Regions from separate parts of the Homo sapiens genome. Here all the other regions are linked to region 3. A link is a contact called in ENCODE Hi-C or POLR2A ChIA-PET data. All regions are on one chromosome and are shown on one strand. The core of a region is the stretch at or near the end of the contact, and the rest is flanking DNA. Distances in the headings are between cores, read along the strand shown.

Region 1 (4,179 bases), core at 1,132-3,631, 570 kb before region 3:
CCTGAGGTCAGGAGTTCAAGACCAGCCTGGCCAACATGGTGAAACCTCGTCTCTACTAAAAATACAAAAATTAGCCCGGCCTAGTGGCGGGCGCCTGTAATCCCAGCTACTTGGGAGGCTGAGGTCGGAGAATCACTTGAACCCAGGAGGCGGAGGTTAAAGTGAGCCTAGATTGTGCCATTGCACTCCAGCCTGGGTGACAAGAGCAAAACTCTGTCTCAAAAAAAAAAAAAAAAAAAAAAGAGGAAACAGATTTGGATAGGCTGAATAATTAATGAAGGTCAGGCAGGAGATAACTAAAAGAACCAGATTTGCGCACCAGTCTGCTCTTATATGTCATAGCATAATGCCTCCACTAAGCTTCATACCACTTAAACACCTTCAGGGTCTATATTTGGCTCTCTGGGCTCACCATATTTTGGAGAAAACACTAGACTTAGAGTCAAGTCTTAATTCTGCCTTTGCCATTTAACTGCTCACAGCCTGTTTCCATGTTATGACTGAACAGTTGTTTGTTGTCAAATTAAGAGGATGCTCTGCAGCCAGAGGAGGCAAGAGTTACAAAAGAGTTGGAACTAGTTGGGAGAGCAGGAAGAGAGATGGAAGGACAGCTGAGTGCATCCGGAGAAATGCCAGAAGTGCTCCTTCTAGCACTTCTAGAAGGAGCAATGGGGAAAGGAAGAGAAATGAAACAAAATAGAAGGAAAAACGTGTAGGAGGTAAATGGGGAAGTCTGGCGAGGCATCCCAGAGGACTGACTTACCAGACTTGTAGTTTGATCTTCTTCCCCTCTATATCCACAGTGCGGATCTTGAAATCAATTCCTAGGGGTGGAAGGTATGCACTGAAGTTGAGACATGCATGCACACATGTAAAACTGTGTGATGGAAGGGACAGGAACGGAGCAGTGCTGGCACCAGAAATTCTGCAGGGGAGGCACTTGGGGAACAATCTTGTTGGAAATGCCAAGCTAGGAGAATTTTCCCAAAGCTGTATTTGTATAGCAAGAATACTATTTTTACGTACATTTTATGGATTTTGGGAGGGAAAAGGTGACGAAAATTCTGCATGGAGGCTTAAAATCCTTAGGCTGCCTCTTGGGTCCATTCAGTTATACCAGCTGACAACTCTCTGAATTCAGTCTCTGTCTCCCCCCAGATATTACTTTCACATTCCTCTTCTCTGTTTTCTTAGAGCCCTCTACTCTTGGTATCCCACCTACCCTCCTAGTAGAGAGTAAGGAAAAAAGTAGCTGAAGCCAGTCTATGTGAATTAACTAGTGGGCCAAACTTGGCACTAGGAAAGTCTGAGGCTAAACAGGATTACTTTTGAGACAATTAGGAAAGAGGGGCATTTTTCCTTTTCCTTTGTAACCAGAATTGTCGTGAGACTCTTCCTGTCTATTTCCCAAGCCAGAGGAGATGAAGAAAGAAGAGAAGGGAGGAGGGGAGACAATGTTCTTCTTAGTAGAAACTTGGGCACCTCCCCCAAGCCTGCTGGGGGCCCCTGGGAGGAGGATGAGTCACCAGGCTGACTCAGAGACCCCAAAAGTCCCCTCATTTCCACGTTCCTCACCAAGCTGGCTGCATATTCATGATCACAGTCCTTGGGCCACCCTCCAGCACACCCAGCCACCTTGTTCCACCCTTCCCAAACCCTTGTTCAGCTGAGGTGCAGGGAGACTGGGGCAGGGAACCTGGGAAGTAGATGGTGAGGTGGGGACACAGTGGGAGAGTTTGAAGCTCAGCAAGACAGAAAGAGGCTAGCATCGGATCGGGAGAAAAAGATGTGGCGGACAGGGATACAGGAAACATGGAGATAGGATCGAGAGAGTTCTAGGTGGTGGGGGTAGGGGAAGAGGGGAACAGAGAAAAATAGAGAAGAGTTCTTGTGGATTTGGGGAGACTAAGGCGATGGTACCAAGAAAATGAGGAGCTGGCAGCAGTTGAAGAGTTACCTGAAGGCCTCAGAGAGGTGAGAGGTTTGGTTACTATACAGAGACATGCACGGGGGAAGGGTCAGAGCCAGGGGTTGAGGGACTAGAATTTAGGAGCCTTACTCTAAGGGGACTGAAAAGTGGGGTCACTAGTAATCCGGGAGCCGGAGAAGGAGGTCACAGGAGAGTCGGGGTCTGGGACATGGCCAGCGGGCTCACCGATGGTGGAGATGTAAGTGTTGTTGAAGTTGTCCTCTGCAAAGCGAATGATCAGACAAGTCTTGCCCACCCCCGAGTCCCCGATCAGCAGCAACTTGAAGAGGTGGTCGTAGGCTTTGGCCATGGCGGACACCGGGGGAGCCGGGGGAGGGGTGGGGAGCGCCCGGCACTGGTAGGCGGGACTGGACGGTTGGCAAACAGAGCGGCACGGAGCCCAGGCCAGGAAGAAGTTTTCCTCCCTCTCCGCCCAGGCTCCGGGAAAGAGGAGAGGCGGCACCCCTCCGGGCTCCACCCCCTGCCCGCCCACCCTTTTGAGCAGGCCAAGGCTGCCAGCCCGGCCTCTGTTCTCTCGGTTTTCCCTTCCTAGCTTAGGCCGGCCTGTCTCTCTCGCTATTTTCCACAGCCTTTCGGTAATTGTAGCTCCCCTCTTAGGACCTTACTCTTCCATTCTGAGGCCAGAGAGGCTGGGGTGAAGGGAAGTAGAGGTTTAACCACGACGACCAGAAATTTTAGAAGAGAAATTTTAGAGGGATTAGGGGAAGAGAACCAAGAGTTTTGGGAATAAGGGTGAAGGTAGGGAGAGCACTAGAAATTGAAAAAAAAAAATGGGGCTGAGTTTTGGAGATGCTATTCAACGAAGCTAGAAGATGAGTTATCATCGGTTTCTGGGGCTGAGTAAAAGGCAGTCCTAGAATTTTACTGTTAGTTGTCCAAGCCCTTAGTTCTATGGGTCCCAATTCACTTTGAAAAAAGCGGGATGCGCAGAAGTAGGTTATTTGTTGAGTCAGTCTGCCCCCTGGTGGAACAGGGTGAAAACGTAAATTAGTTATACAGAATCGGCCCCACCACCCCAACACACACAGCCTACCTAGACACATCCTGGGGCTTCAGTTGGAACGATCTCTCTTATGGGGACCCATGTGTGATTTCTCTGACCAAATAGCTTAGGAAAACAGAGATTTGAACTAAAAATGTCATTCTTTACGTGAATCTTTTAATATGGCCCACTTAAGGTGCAGTACTCCTGAAATCTCACTCAATAGGCCATGAATGTGTAGCCTTGGTAACCAGGAAGCTGAAATATGAACAGCACGGGTATAAAGAAACAAGTTTGCCGGGCGCGGTGGCTCACGCCTGTAATCCCAGCACTTTGGGAGGCCGAGGCGGGCGGATCACGAGGTCAGGAGATCGAGACCATCCTGGCTAACATGGTGAAACCCCATCTCTACTAAAAATACACACACACACACAAAATTAGCCGGGCGTGGTGGCAGGCGACTGTAGTCCTAGCCACTTGGGAGGCTGAGGCAGGAGAATGGCGTGAACCCGGGAGGCAGAGCTTGCAGTGAGCCGAGATTGCGCCACTGCACTCCAGCTTGGGCGACAGAGCCAGACTCCGTCTCAAAAAAAAAAAAAAAAGAAAGAAAGAAAGAGAGTAAAAGAGAAACAAGTTTATCTCTGCCTTTAGAAAAAAATTATTCTTGCTATATGTGTGCTGGGGGTGGAAAAAAATACGAAACACGAAAGAAAGAAAATATTATCTAAGACCTGTTGCGGTGGCTCACACTTGTAATCCCAGCACTTTGGGAGGCCAACGTGAGAGGATCCCTTAAGCCCAGGAGTTCAAGACCAGCTTGGGCAACATAGTGAGACTGCTTCGACAAAAAAAAAAAAAAAAAAAAAAAAAAATTAGCCATACATGGTGGTGTGGCCTGTAGTCCCAGCCGCAGCTACTTGGGGGACAGAAGTGGGCAGAACACTTGAGCCCAAGAGTCCAAGGCTGTAGTGAGCCACGATTATGATGCCACTGCTCTCCAGCCTCGGTGATAGAGTAAGATCCTGTTTCAAAAAAATTTTTTATTTATTTTTTAATTAATTAATTAATTTTTTTGAGACAGAGTCTTGCTCTGTCGCCAGGCTGGAGTGCAGTGGCGCAATCTCGGCTCACTGCAACCTCCGCCTCCCGAATTCAAGCGATTCTTGTGCCTCAGCCTCTGGAGTACCTGTAATCCTCTGGGATTACA
Region 2 (4,235 bases), core at 1,598-4,097, 640 kb before region 3:
TGCACCTCCAGCTTGGTGGGTGGGGGAGGAAAGGAAGAAGAATCAGTAAATTGAAACAGGAGGAATGCTTTACATGCAACACACAAGACTCACTGCTTAAAGGTGAGATGAATTCAGAGGTCTCAACACATGATTAGGATACCTTCACTGACACAATGGTCCCCAAAATTCAACCTGGAGGTCCAGCCTTGCCCGTCTGGCAAAAAAAGGGGAGAAGGGGGCAAAACCCCAAAATGGGGGACAGCATACAAGCTTTTGAAAGTACTTTAAGGTTGTGAGGCTCAGAACAAATTCCTCACACTTCCCTCTGCCACCACCCTGTGGCCCTATGCTAAGCACAGCAGTAAAAGTTACTGCCAGAATTTAGATTTGAAGGGCTGATCAGGGAACCTGGTTAACACTGTTCCTAGAAAAGTATTTGAGTGCAGCCTATATTCAGACCCTACTGGGACTGCCTCTAAACAGGAAGTTAACACACATCACATACGGTCAGGGAAGGCAAACCACAGTGTCATAAAGATGGATGCTGCTGTCAACTACAAATCACTCTCACCTCATGGAGAGTGTTCTCAAGTAAGGAATAATAGGCAGGACAAAAGTCTGTAAGCCTCACCTCTACTCAAACTGGGTCACTCAGCCTATAGATTCAGCCTTCTGATTCCTGCTGATTAGTACTTTTCTACCTTGTTCCATGATGACTATCACTGCCACTGGACTAAAAAAACTCTATTCCCCTAAAAAGTGAAGACAGCCTTACCATCAACTAGTTATTCATATAAGCTATCTGCTTATATGAATCCGATCCTTGACCCAGTCCATTCCCAAATGGCCAGGGACTAGATATCCGTCACAAAAAAAGCAGCACGATCCAACAAGTGTGGGCCTTCCCTCAAAATATACTGAACTCCTCCATAGCACCTCCAGAAGTGGCCTCCTTCCCAACTAAGTACTGACAGAAATACTACTCTAGGACAATACTTGAAAGGCTGCTCCAGCACCAAAATAAGAATCCAAGTTATCAGACTGCAAGGAAGAGTTCAGGTCAGCATACCAAATGAAAAGCAATAAAGTTAGCACTAAACTCCCAAACAGGATAATCACCAACAACATATAGGCACCATGCTGCTGCCAGAAAACATCAAAGTCATCTGTGCTAGGAGGGGAAGGAGACTAGATGGCTGGAGGACAGAGATGGGAAGGAAGCTTACTTTTCACTTTGTACAACCACATGCATGCTTTTCTACTCAAAATATAAATTTTTAGAAAAAATGTCCTAAAAACTACAAAAGCATCAGCTCTTCTCCAACACAGATCTGTTAAACCTGTTTTAATTCCATCAGCTACAAATCCAAATCCCTCTTTTGCAGTCTGGCCTGAAAACACTGCTCTTGCCCTTTGCTGAAATATATTAAGTATCCTTCGCCTCTGCTGAAATGTATTAAGTATCCCCCCATCTCTCTCTCTCTCTTACACACACACACACGCACACACACACGCCCCCCAAATAAGCATTTATCAGAAATGAGAAAACTGGTTCTCAGGAGGCTACCTGATTTTCCAGGGGACAACAGAGAAAAGGTTGCTAGCTAGCTCAGTTAGCATCCACATGCCACCCACCACCAAGCCTCCATCTCCACCTCACTGCCAGCCCTATGAGCTAACATCTTGTGTTTGGAAGTTGATGCTGGGGAAGAATCCAAAGAGGCTACCATACCTTTATGAAACGGGAAAGCTGTACCGGGCGCGCGAATGGCACCTGAACCTCTGCACTCGCATGAGTGGCTCGCTCCTCAATGTAATTGAGAGCAGGGAGGCCAAAAGTACTCTAAGTCCCGGTGTGGTTAGGGAAGGGTAAGTTCCACCGACCCTCAGGAACTGAACTGGAAGACAGATCCAGTGTGTCCCACAAGCCCAGTCGCTGTAGAAGCTAAGTGCCCACATAGCCTGAGACAATTCTCTTCCCCTACGGGAGGGCGAGCGAACGGTGGACGACGAAATAAAGGGGTAAGGTTATGCGCTCCTGATCCCTTTCCCTAAATAAAGATAATTATCTGGTGCTTCCTTTACCCTTAGATTCCCCATTCGTCCCATCCGCCCGCAAACACAAGACTGAGCAGGGAGCGGCCCCCGCACCCTGAGGGCACCACTGGGGGTGGAGAGAGTTAAAAAAAAAAAGGGGGGGGCGCGCTAGAGAGGAAAGGAGGGGAGCATGGCGGGCATGAGGCAGGGAGTGAAAGCGGGGATGGCGGGGGAAACGGGGCGTGAGGGAGGGGAGAAAGAGTACAAGGAGACGAAATGAAGGGACACGAGCTGGGGGCGCGCGAGGCCGAAGTGAAAGACCGGGTCGCGCGCGCCAAGGGGGGAGAGGATGAGGTGAAGAAGGAGCGCGAGGCGGGGGCGCGCCGTGCCGGGGTGGGGGGAGGGGGACGCAAGGCGGGGGCGCGCGGGCGGGCGTCGGCTCGCGGGCGCTTCCCCTCCCCCCGCCCCTCCACCTTTCCCTTCCCCCACCTCCGCCACCACTGCCTCCTCCCAGCCTCCTTCCCTTCCTCGCTCCTCACCGCCCCCGGGCGGGCGGGCGGCCAGGCTGGCCTAGGCCAAAGCTCCTCACCTGGCGGTGGCGGTGTAACTCCCGGCTAGCTCGCCTCCTCAGGCGGCGGCGGAGGCGTCGAAAAAGGAAGAGGCGACGGCACAGGGGATCCAGACCCTGCTGACGGGACTAGGGACGGGGGTAGGGGAGGGGGGCGGGCCGGACCGGGGCGGGCGGGCGGAGCAGACACTGCGGTACAGACGGGGGCAGCGGCGGCGGCGACGGCTGCACCGGCGGCGGCGGCACCACACAAACAAGGACGCTGATTGGGCAGCTGCCAAGCGCCTCGGCTCCGCCTTACCCACACGCCACGACGCCCATTGGGCGACCTAAGCCGGCCACCCCGCCCTCATCTTCTCGGCCATGCCAGTAGAAGACTAGATGCCGGGACTTCACCCCACCCTTGAAGAATGAGTGGCCGGAGAAGTGATGATTGGCGTGCTTAAAACCCAATCATAAACGGAGGAGGGGGGATGGTCTAGCGGGGGCGCGTTAATGGGTACCTCTGCCAGTCCCAGACACATCCGGGTCTTCGACAGCCCATTAAGTGTCGGGGGTCAAAAAATCGCTTCAGGCTGCAACTTTACCTTAGAGACGTTTTGGTCCCCAGGCAGCCGCCGTACCCCAGTCTCTCCAAACCGGGATTCCCCTTTGGCCATCTCTCATTCTTTCAATTCTAAAGATGGAGACTGGCGAACGGCGATGGGGTCTGCGGTGGGCGGTGTTTCGTCGCGACAGACTCTAGGAAATTTCACGATAGAACTAGCTTTAGGCGCTTGAGCCTTGCCGTCTTTTTGGGGTGTGGCCTGTCTCCGTCTGCCAAAGGCTTTGAGCTTCCTGGTGTTCATCGTACCTCCGCTTGGTCCTGTCGTGACTAAACCACGACAGCAGGAAAAAAAAAAAAGCAGCTAGCCAAGTTGCTGAGGAATTACGGTGTGCAGAGCCCTCGCAGCTCCTTCTCTTGGGAACTCCTGGTCTGGTTAGGTTCTCAGCGAGGAAACAGCCTCCCACCCCGCCCGATTCCACCTAATTAACTCAAGGGCCAGCTCCTTTTGCTGGCCTCCCTGCTTCCACGGAGCAGTTAGGCCCGCCTAAACTCAGCGAGCGTTTCTGGAGCACCTTGAGGATAGGGACCAAGTAACAGAGTCCGGGTGTTAAGGTTATGATAGTAGTTAACGTTTTTGGAAAGAGACTGTGTCAGGCTCTGTGCTAAGAACTTTACATGAAGTATTTATTCCTCATGACTGTGAGGTAGGTACTGTTATCCCTACTTTACAAATGAGGAAAATTAGGATCAAAAAATTTGTCCAGTTACACGTTAAGTGGTAGAGCTGAAATTTGAACCCAAGTAGATGAGGAAACTAAGGCTCAGAGAGGTTAAGTAACTTGCCAAAGGTCAGACCGCTAGTTAGTGACTAAGCAGTGGTTTAAACCCAGAAACAACTGGTTCCACAGGCATTTTGTTATTGTTGTTTTCTCACTGTGTCTCCCAGGCTGGAGTGCAGTGGTACAATCTCAGTTCCTGCAACCTCCGCCTCCCAGGTTCAAACGATCCTCCTGCCTCAACAGCCTCCCGAGTAGCTGGGATTACAGGCGCGCGGCTAATTTTTGTGTTTTTAGTAGAGACGGGGTTTCGCCATGTTGGCCA
Region 3 (3,859 bases), core at 1,236-3,735:
TTCCGAGAAGCAGACTGAAACCTTTTCTTTCTTTCCTCGAGAGTACAAACCAGGAAACCTAGCACAGCCAAACTTGGCTAACAGCGAAGGGGGACTCCTCATCTCCTGCACTGCCTATACAAGTTCTAGACTTCAAGTTCTCCCTGGACCCAGAACAGTCCTCCAAGCTTGCTTTTCAAACTCCAGAATCGGCTGAGGAAGGGATCACCTCATCACAATGACACTGAAGTGAAAAAAGCAGAGTTCAGTAGGGAAGAAGTATAAAAACTAGACTGTATCTCCAGAACCCAAGAGTAAAAGGGTACTGGCAAGAATCTACCCACACCACTTCCAGAAGAGCCCCTCAAAGACCAATTCTCCCCACCTCTCCCTTGGGAACCTGCCACCTTCTCAGTCCAGGCGTGGGCTGTAGGGCTCCACATGGCAGGCTGGGAGAAAGAAGCCTACGCTACTGACATTCCCAGCATTCCTGAGCCACGGTGCCAAATGCAGCCTGACCAGACTCCCTCTCTGCCCAAACCAAGGGGGCTAGTTTAGGCCAAGTCTCCTTTATAGCCATGGGGAGTCTGGCTGAGGACCCCCTAAATTTAACTTCCTGCCAGGGACAAACGCAGTAAATGGCCTCTGGCAACAGAAAGAGCAGCTGGATAGGGGCAAACCTACCCTTAAGGAATTAGAAGCTTAATTCAGGAACAAAATTAACTCGAGGTTCCCACACAAGCCAGGGAAACCTTATCCACCTCTACTGGGTATCTTAGCATTGCCATGACTCTAATCCTCAATGCTGGAGGAAAAATAATTATCAAAGATGCCCAAGTCTTCACTTAACTAAGCCACTCCTAGTCCTTCAATTTTAACTTTCTAGCAGGAAAAAAGAAAGGAAATGAAAAGAGAAATGGGACATATGAGTTTTGGTGGGGCACCAATCAATCCAAACTGAGGCTTTACCTCACCAAATCTTAACTTGGTTTGATTGAGAAAACGGACAGAAAACACCAGTAAGTTGAATTCAGGCCCCCAAGTAGCAGAGAATTCACAACTCTGCCTTTCCCCAGGCTACTCCGATTAGGTCTGCCTGCCTGGATAAAGTACTGTCTGCTAGCATTTCAGCTACTGCTCCGGTAGAGAGAATACCATCACAGCAGGTAACATCAACCAATATAAGTGCTATAGCATGCAGTACCAGACATTCCCAAATTAGCAGAAGCCAATTCTCTGTTCAAGGGATGTCTGAGGGTAGACCAGGCAGGAGACATGTAAGGTGTATGCCTAGGATGGAATGACGCTCACAGGGGAGAAATGCAACTGTTACTGCTTAGAATAAATGGGGGTAGCCCTCGCACATCACATCACTATCATTACCAGGAAAAGCAACAACCCAGGGCAAATGGACATATCCATAGGGAACAGGCAGGGGAGTGGCAGAACTGCTACCAGCTGAGGCAAAAAGAGGAGAGTTAGAGGTTACACCAGAAAAAGAATCCAAAGGAGAGAAGGAAGAGGAGTCAATGAATTGCAAACTATCACTTGGTGAAGTTGAGAGAGCAAGAGGGTCTGCATGAGGGATGCCTAGGCGGGGATCCCACAGGTGGCAACCTCCTAAGTCAGAGGTACTACTGAGAAGGGGGCATCGCTGAAATGTGCAGTGAGTTTCAGGCCAGGTCTTTGCAGTTAGGGTCAGTGCCGAGGCCTAAAACCTTGAAATAAGAGTAAGGGGAAGAAAGACGCATTCCTAGGTGGCAAGGTAAAGTTGTGGAGGAGTAGCCAAAAAGAGCCAAAATCATGAACCTTGGGATGTGGGTGGGTTCGTGGAAACGGGTAGTCTAGGCGCCATATGTCGGGGTGTCCCTTGCTATTGGGGTCAATGGTAGAGATTCTGGGTGCACTGCATAACCTCAAGCAGCAGAAACAAATGTAACCTGGAGAGAAAGAACTGAGCCCTGAGAGGGGCTTCGGCCTCCCAGGTCCTTCGAGAGCAAAAAGCTGGATGGAGTGATCCTGGGTCCCTGACAAGGGGCCCCCACAGAGGCGCACGCGAGGGGGTCCTCACCGTGATGTTGCAGTGGATGCGGACAGGATCCCCAGGCACCGACCCCCGTGGGGGGAGATGCGGTCCGGGCGCGGCCCCCGCCCCGGCCCCTCCGGCCCCAGCCAGCAGGAACTCGCAGCTCAGCTCGTCCAGGCAGGCGCTGGCAATGCGGAAGCGCTCGTGGCCGCGGTGGAAGATGGACTCGAGCAGCTTCAGCTCTCGCCTCAGGCAGGGCCCCGGCCCCGGGCCCCCCCCTGGGCCGCCCCCGGCCCCCGGCGCCGCCCCCTGGCCCCCCAGCTGCTGCCCCGGCCCCGGCTGCTGCTGCCCCTGCGGCTGCGGCTGCTGCATCCTCCGCTCCGCTCCGCTCCGGGGCCGGCGGGCCGGGAGCCTCCGGCCTGCGCTCCGGGCTCCGCCGCCGCCGCCGCCGCCGCCGCCGCCGCCGCGGTCCGCACTTCCTGATCCCCCCTTCGCCAAGATGGCGCCGCCGCCACCTCCGGGACAGGCCCCCCCCTCCGCTCGCTGGCCCCCCCAGCCGCCGGAAGCCGCGCGCCCCTCCTCCTCCTCCTCCTCCTAGGCGGCCCCGCCTCCGTCCCCCTCACGTGACTTCCCTGCTCTGGCCTCCTCCACGTGATCTCTCCGTCTTTCCCGCCCCCCTGTTCTCGCCTGCCACCCTCCACATGTGACCCGGGGCCTGGGGCTTGCCTCTGTGGGCGCCTCAGTGCGAGTTTGCGTATGTCGTGCGTGCTTGCGCGCGACGCCCCTTCGCCTGCGCTCCCCTCTCACGTGACTCGGTGCCGCGTGCTCCCAGGGGCTACCCGCGCAGGACGCTGTTTCCTGCCCCGGGCGCCGCTTCCCCCGCCCCCGAGCCGTGGCGAGCGTGCCCGGCACTCCATGGACAGAGAAGAAAGAAGTGCTGTCTTCCCCGTGCAGTCTTTATCCTGCTCCCACATGCTGGTCTTCGGCGCAGGATCCTGGAGCCTCTGCTCCCCGTGGGGGTGGGCATGCTGTGTCTTCACACTCGGGTGGGTGGTCGGGGTAGGAGCCGGGAACCGGAATGGAAGAGGCGTGGATTCTCGTCCCAGCCCTGGCTCTCATGGCGTTTTGTGACCTTGGGTTAACCACTTTCCCGCCGAGTCTCAGTTTCCTCATCTGTACAATGGCTCTCATGAGAATGATGCCTGTTTTTCCTATTCCCAGGGAGGGATTCGATGCGAGGACACCATAAAATGAGGAATGATAATAGATCACTGCTGTGTTATGTACAAGTGTTAGTTAATATCAGGCCTTTCGCGCTTTTCAGACCCCATGGGTCTGGACGAGGTTGGGGGAAGGACAGCATGGGCTTCCTCCACAGAGTCATGGAAGGAGTGCTGACTCGGGTGGTCCCCATTCCCTTTCCTAGGCCTAAATGGCTAACACCTTGTCGCAGTGGTCTTGGCAGCTGCCAGGAGTAGGTAGTGCCTCCGGACCCTCGCTAGGTGGCACTATCACAAAGGACAAAGCTGGTTGAAGCTACAGAAATCCCGAGCTGGCGTTCGTTTTGCCAAGGGCAAGTGTTATTAGCCTGTGGTAAGGCCTAGTCAATTCTGCTGGGCCAACTCAGCCCTTAAACCACTGGTCAGATTGCCCCGTTTCTCTCCCACTTGTACTAAAATGAGCTAGCCTTTGCTGGAAGACTATTCAATTGCCTCTGCAGAGGCCTCCTTTGGTCAAGTTGGGGTATGGGTATTTAAAGACGATTATAGTCTGTTCCTGGTCTTCGTGGGGCCATTTATCTGGTTTAGGTAGCCTGAACAGTTTGCTACATGTTGACTTTGTGTCTGTGTGTGC

The links. A loop is a pair of places that touch in the nucleus more often than their neighbours do. ChIA-PET counts read pairs that join two places held with the same protein, here RNA polymerase II (POLR2A). Pooled maps may share reads with other maps.
Region 1: a loop to region 3 is called in a pooled map, with 3 times the contacts of the local background. The contact joins the promoter of RAB13 here to the promoter of UBE2Q1 in region 3. A Hi-C loop is called at or near these places in 2 of 168 maps with a recorded cell type or tissue (B cell and naive thymus-derived CD4-positive, alpha-beta T cell), 1 of 37 single-sample maps with no recorded cell type and 8 of 50 pooled maps. POLR2A ChIA-PET finds 5 or more read pairs at or near these places in 1 of 52 experiments (activated B cell).
Region 2: a loop to region 3 is called in a map of CD8-positive, alpha-beta T cell, with 13 times the contacts of the local background. The contact joins the promoter of GATAD2B here to the promoter of UBE2Q1 in region 3. A Hi-C loop is called at or near these places in 2 of 168 maps with a recorded cell type or tissue (CD8-positive, alpha-beta T cell and naive thymus-derived CD4-positive, alpha-beta T cell) and 6 of 50 pooled maps.

The regions. Positions count from the first base shown.
Region 1 is chr1:153,983,958-153,988,136 of GRCh38, forward strand. It overlaps RAB13 (RAB13, member RAS oncogene family), which reads right to left and starts at 2,382. Exons shown (of 8, transcript NM_002870.5): 1 at 2,156-2,382; 2 at 764-824. The coding sequence starts at 2,279. RefSeq lists enhancers at 1,441-1,670, 1,984-2,485 and a silencer at 2,297-2,466.
Region 2 is chr1:153,920,125-153,924,359 of GRCh38, forward strand. It overlaps GATAD2B (GATA zinc finger domain containing 2B), which reads right to left and starts at 2,848. Exons shown (of 11, transcript NM_020699.4): 1 at 2,609-2,848. LOC101928059 (a long non-coding RNA gene) reads left to right here and starts at 3,249. Exons shown (of 4, transcript XR_922160.3): 1 at 3,249-3,838. RefSeq lists silencers at 2,632-2,951, 3,629-3,923 and an enhancer at 3,082-3,321.
Region 3 is chr1:154,556,177-154,560,035 of GRCh38, forward strand. It overlaps UBE2Q1 (ubiquitin conjugating enzyme E2 Q1), which reads right to left and starts at 2,486. Exons shown (of 13, transcript NM_017582.7): 1 at 2,051-2,486. The coding sequence starts at 2,377. RefSeq lists silencers at 2,081-2,180, 2,501-2,580, 2,671-2,760, 2,881-2,970 and enhancers at 2,340-2,921, 2,922-3,502.